2 separate regions of the Homo sapiens genome follow, and region 2 is linked to region 1. Evidence: read pairs that join two places in POLR2A ChIA-PET (ENCODE). Cell type or tissue: GM12878. All regions are shown on one strand. Each heading gives the region's core, and the rest is flanking DNA. Links, peaks and the distances in the headings are about the cores only.

What was found. Peaks named below come from ENCODE experiments on the same cell type or tissue, not always from the same donor. Only the 100,000 strongest peaks of a DNase experiment are listed, where the experiment ranks them.
Region 2: POLR2A ChIA-PET joins it to region 1 with 5 read pairs; 3 of 35 experiments call an interaction of 5 or more read pairs at or near these places.

Annotation. Positions count from the first base shown.
Region 1 is chr5:157,275,475-157,278,395 of GRCh38, reverse strand. All of the region lies in intron 1 of CYFIP2 (cytoplasmic FMR1 interacting protein 2), which reads right to left. Among named protein-coding and RNA genes, the nearest start is that of CYFIP2, 11 kb to the right of the region's middle. In GM12878, for the core only: no CTCF peak of the experiment used is centred there; no DNase peak of the experiment used is centred there.
Region 2 is chr5:156,912,467-156,915,387 of GRCh38, reverse strand. No RefSeq gene overlaps it. Among named protein-coding and RNA genes, the nearest start is that of TIMD4, 49 kb to the left of the region's middle. RefSeq lists enhancers at 635-1,580, 1,581-2,780. In GM12878, for the core only: no CTCF peak of the experiment used is centred there; a DNase peak (open chromatin) is centred at 1,207; H3K4me3 peaks cover 602 bases; H3K27ac peaks cover 2,146 bases.

The DNA.
Region 1 (2,921 bases), core at 260-2,759:
TTGGCTGCTTTTTCCTTCCTCAAGAAGAACACAACTCTGGCAAGCTAGAAAGATTAGGTAATTGTCACCTTTGTGTTTCATGAACATCAAGAGGCCAGGAAATATTTTCCATGTCCGTATGGCGCTCCAGCCAGAGGCTATATAAGTATACGTACACACACACAAACATACTGCACACACATATACATATATATACACATATGTATACATATATTACTACAAAGAAAATATTATATAGATATATAAATATAAAAATAAATAAAAGGGAGATTTAGGTTGTTCCTATTAAAAAAATTTACAGTCATTTGCCTCATAATGATGCTTCAGTCAACAGTGGATCATATATATGATGGTGTTCCCATAAGATTATAATATCATATTTTTACTGTACCTTTTCTATGTTTAGATACACAAATACTTCCCACTGTGTTGCAATTGCCTACAGTATTCAGTACAAGAACATGCCGTACAGGTTTGCAGCCCAGGAGCAATAGGCTATATACCATATAGCCTAGGTGTGTAGTAGGCTATGCCATCCAGGTTTGTGTAAATGCACTCTATGATGTTTTCTTGGCCCCAGAATAAAACCCAAATACTGCTACTTCTTCCTCCCATGCCAGGACAGACATTGCTAATTGGTAATGACTCTATTTTCCACTAAGTCCACAGACAGCTTCAGAATCCTCATGAAATACTGAGCTCCAGGAAGCCACCAGCAATCAATCTGAGTTTGCCCATGAAATAAAACATAACATGCCCTCTCTGGAGTAGAACCATGCATGTGAAAGCTCCTCAAGGTCAGGGACCATTTTCTTACCTATCACTGAAAATGCAGAGACCTTAGCAGAGTGCTGCAAACAGATTAGGCACTGGGGAAGTACTGAATGAAAGAATTCATGAACACACCTCAATCTCCTGACAACATAGGAGAGAGGAGACGACCTGAAGTTGGCCATGTCCTTACTTCTAGTTTTTCCATTCCTTCTCCTTCACTATTAATAACACAGATAAGGCCAGACTCGGTGGCTACACAGATAAGACCGGACTTGGTGGCTACACAGATAAGGCCAGACTCAGTGGCTCATGCCTGTAACCCCAACACTTTGGGAGGCCAAGATGGGCGGATCTCCTGAGGTCAGGAGTTCGAGACCAGCCTGGCCAACATGGTGAAACCTCATCCCTAATAAAAATACAAAAATTAGCTGGGCATAGTGGTGCGCACCTGTAGTCCCAGCTACTCGGGAGGGTGAGGCAGAATTGCTTGAACCTGGGAGGTGGAGGTTGCAGTGAGCTGAGATTGAGCCACTGTACTCCAGCCTGGGTGACGAAGCGAGACTCTGTCACAAAAAAAAAAAAGAAAAAGAGAAAAAACCCATACAGATAATTTAAATCAGCATAGAATACATAGTCATATCCATAAACTGCCAGGATAATTCTTACTTAATATTTTTTTCTAGGGATTCTCTTTTTTGCCACTTTTCATTTTAGAAGGAAGCTTTATATCACAATCACAGAGAGAAAACTAATATTATATGCCATAAACAGAGGAGCCATAAAAAACATAGTAATGAACATAAACACAGGTCTGGGTATTATCTGAAAATCATCCCATGTCCACCACTGATATCCATATGAGAGGCATTTTAGTGTGGAGGTGAACTGGATAGCTTGAGTTAGAATCTTACCTCTGCCAATACCTAGTTGTGTGACCTTGAGTAGGTGACATAACCTTTCTGAGCCTCACTCTCTTCATTTTGGTATAAGGGATAATGATAGTTCCTATCTCTTAGGCTTTGAAAACTCAATGAGTTAGTCCATGTAAATGGCTTGGCTGGTAGAAAGTGCTCGATAAAAGTTAGTGCCTCAGCAAAACTGAATCCAGAAACATATAAAAAAGATTATGCATCATGAACAAGTGAGATTTATCCCAGGAATGTTAAGATTGGATTAACATTAACATCAGAATATCAATTAACGTAATAAGCTATAGCAATAAAGGTCAGAAACCATATCATCTCAATACACACAGAAAAAGCATTTGACAAAATCTCAACGCCTTCATGATAAAAACACTCAAAAAACTAGGATTAGAGAATATCCTCAACTTGACAATAAGTGGCCACAAAAAACTCTTAGCTAATATCAGACTTAATGCTTTCTCACCAAGATCAAGAACAAGACAAATAAGTCTGCTCTTAGCATTTCTATTCAACATTGTACTGGCAGTTCTAGCCAAGGTAATTATGCAAGAAAATTAAATAAAAGACATCTAGATTAGAAAGGAAAAAGTAAAACTATTCCTATTTGCAGATAACATAGTCTTGTTATAGAAAATCCAAGAAAAATCCACTAAAAACTATTGAAAGTCATAAACAAGTTCAGCAAGTTTGTAGGATACAATATCAGCATATAAAAATCAGTAGTATCTCTATATACCAGCAATGCACAATATGAAAATAAAATGGAGAAAACAGTTCTATTTATAGTAGCATCAAAAATAATACAATACTTAGAAATAAACTTAACAAAATAAGTACAAAACATACACTCTGAAAGCAATAAAACCTTGTTGAAAATATTAAAGACCTAAATAAATAAAAAGATATCCCATGTCCATAGGTTGGAAGGCTTAATATTGTTAACACGGCAATACTGCCCAAACTAACCTACAGATTCAACATAATCTCTATGAAAATCTCATCTGGTTTCTTTGCAGAAATTGACAAGCTGATCCTAAAATTCATATGGAAATTCAAGGGACTCACTCAGGATAATCAAGACAATCTTGGGGGTGGGAGGAACTGAACAAAAATGGAAGACTCACACTTCCTGATTTCAAAACATACTCAAAACTACAGTAATCAAAATTGTGTGGTGTTACCATGAAGACAATGAACAATGATTAAATTAATGGAATTGAA
Region 2 (2,921 bases), core at 221-2,720, 360 kb after region 1:
ATTCCAGCTACTCGGGAGGCTGAGGCAGGAAAATCGGTTGAACCTGGGAGGAGGAGGTTGCAGTGAGCCGAGATCGCACCATTGCACTCCAGCCTGGGAAACGGATTAAGACTGTGTCTGTCTCAAAAAACAAACAAACAAACAAAAAGGTAATGCAATCGAATGGAATCAATGTTGTTTTTCCATTTCCATAAGGAAGGAATGTGATGCAGTATGTGCTTCTTACAGCTAATGATTATATGGTGGATCCACAATCAAACCTCACAATTTAAAGCAGGAGTTTCCAATCTTTTGGCTTCCCTGGGCCACACTGGAAGTAAAGGAATTATCTTGGGCCACACATAAAATACGCGAACACTAATTATAACTAATAAGCTAAAAAAATCGCAAAAAAAATCTCATAATGTTTAAGAAAGTTTACCAATTTGTATTGGGCCACATTCAAAGCCATCCTGGGCCGCATGCAAGCTCAATTTAAAGCAACCTAATTCCTCACCATGGCCTTTCTAGGCTAAACACAGGAGATACTATCAATTTGTAATGAGCACCTATTATATTCTGGGTACTCTATTAACTGTTTCAAGGCAATTATCTCATTGACTCCTGACAGCAGCTCAATAAAGCGGGTATATTATTTTGGCTTTGGAGCTAAGAAAACAGAAGCACAGGCAGGTGAAGGAACTTGCTCAAGGTCACGTCGTCCAATCTCCTGTAGCAGAGCCAGGTTTTGAACCAGGCTTGAAGGACTCCACACTCTAACCACTACCCTGTACTTCACAGTGAGGGCTCCAATTCCAGACTTCATGCATATGGCTCTGTAACACTGACCTGCATTGGACTCAAATGGATTTCAGTGTCCTCTGATCCACAGCAACCTGAGTATATCAATGGCTTTCCAGTTACAACCCCATTATAGCTCAATCTTCCCTTGTCCCCATATTATTTACTCAGAATCTGATTTGCATTTGCAGAGGAAGCTGTAAAGGGAGAACCTGGCAGGAAACTTAATGAAGCCAGGTGGGACACATTTAAATGGGAATGTGTTGAACTAACTCATGAAGAGCTAAAGCCAGCTGTCAGCAGGCTTAATGAAAGGTTAACAGGAATCCAGCAATGGGTGGCTGGGGAGACTCTTTGTCTCTCTAAAGAAAACAGGAAGTTGAGAAGTGGGCTCCCTGGGTGGAGGTGAGAGCAGAAGGAGGAAGCCACTCAAAACCGAAAGACTGGGTCTGGAAATAGAGCTTCATTTAGATTTGTAAATATGTTACAGCCTTAAAAAAAAAAAGCACTGTGAGTTCTCAGCTCTCTGAGCATCAAAGGACAGTGAAGGGAAGTGTTCCCGAATAAGATGAATGCTAATGCTATCCAGAGGGAGTTTGGGGAGCACTGGAAATGGCTGCTCGCAAAACAGAAGGTGGATTTGCTGCTTGTGCTGAAAAGGTGCTATTGTGCGGTTATATGCATTATCCATACTGTATGTGAAATAATGGGGTGGGAGCACAGCAAAGACTCGCACACATCTGTCAGTTTCACTCCCATTTTCAGCCAAGGAAACTGAGGCTCAGAAAGGGGGCATGAGTTGCCCAGGTCCCACAGTTAACCAGTGCTAGAGCAAAGCACTAAACTGTGTTTTCTAGACTTGTCTCTGTGGCTAAGATTCTGGAGTTTTCACAGAATCTGCCCTGTTATTGCCCTTCTGGAGTCATGTAATTAAGTTCTTGTTGGTGTGGCCATGCAATTCAGCGTTCCTTTTCCGTAAGCCATCTATCTTAGCACACCCCTGGCTTTATAGTGGGCTGCTGCCCCCAGGAAGAGGAATCAGAATGCAAAAAGCGCACAGCTTGGCTGCTCTGCTGCTCTCCTAGCAGCACCATAACTATGGTGACCAACTTGTCTCAATTTGCTCTGGGCTTTCTTGGTTTTAAAACTCAAAGTCCCACATGCCAGGAACCCCTCAGTCCTGGGCAAACTGGTGTAATCACCCAATAGGTTCTTCCTGTGCCATCTGCACAGACAAAACCAGTTCATTGAGAACACGGCATTGCAGTAGAGAAAAAGTTTAATGGACATGACGCCAGCCACATGGGAAATAGAGTTATTATACAAATCAATCTCCCCAAAGGCTTGAAGGTTAGGGTTTTTATGGACAGTTTGGAGAGCAGGGGTCTAGGGAAAGGGTGCTGCTGATAAATTGGGGATGAAATCATAGGGGTGTGGAACACTTCTTTGTGTGCTGAGTCCAACTCTGGGTGGGGCCACAGGACCGGGTGAATCATGAGTCACAAGGCCGGGTGGGATCTGTTGAAAAAATATTTCAAAAAACCAATCTTAGTTTCTACAGTAGTGATGTTACCTAGATGAGCAACTGGGGAAGTCGCAAACCTTGTGATCTCTGGCCATATGACTCCTGAGCAATAAGGGATTGTGGAAACTATGGGGTCAAAATATGTCAGTTATGCAAAATGGGGTCGACTGTGTCAGATTTCTCTCATCGTTATAATTTTGCAAAGATGGCTTCTCTTGGATGGTTGGTCAACCTAAGTCTATAAACTAGAGATCAAAAACAACCATCCTCTCAGTTCTCTCACTCACAGCCCCTGCTCTTGACTTTATTGCAGTGATCACTTTTCCTGTGACTTTGCAGTTGAACCCAAATGGAATTTAGTTTGTTCAGATCCGCTGTTAGAATAGACTACTACTAGATCTACATTTTATATCTAGACCCTTGCTATTCGAAGTGTGAGATTCAGACCAGCAGTTTTGTCATCACCTGGGAGCATATTAGAAATGCAGAATCCCAGGCCCTACCATAGATCCTATGAATCAGAATTCACCTTGTAACATCTAGGATCTCTAGGTCACTCATGTGCACATTAAAGTTTGAGAAGTCCTGGTCTAAAGCATTGATTTTCAAACTCAGC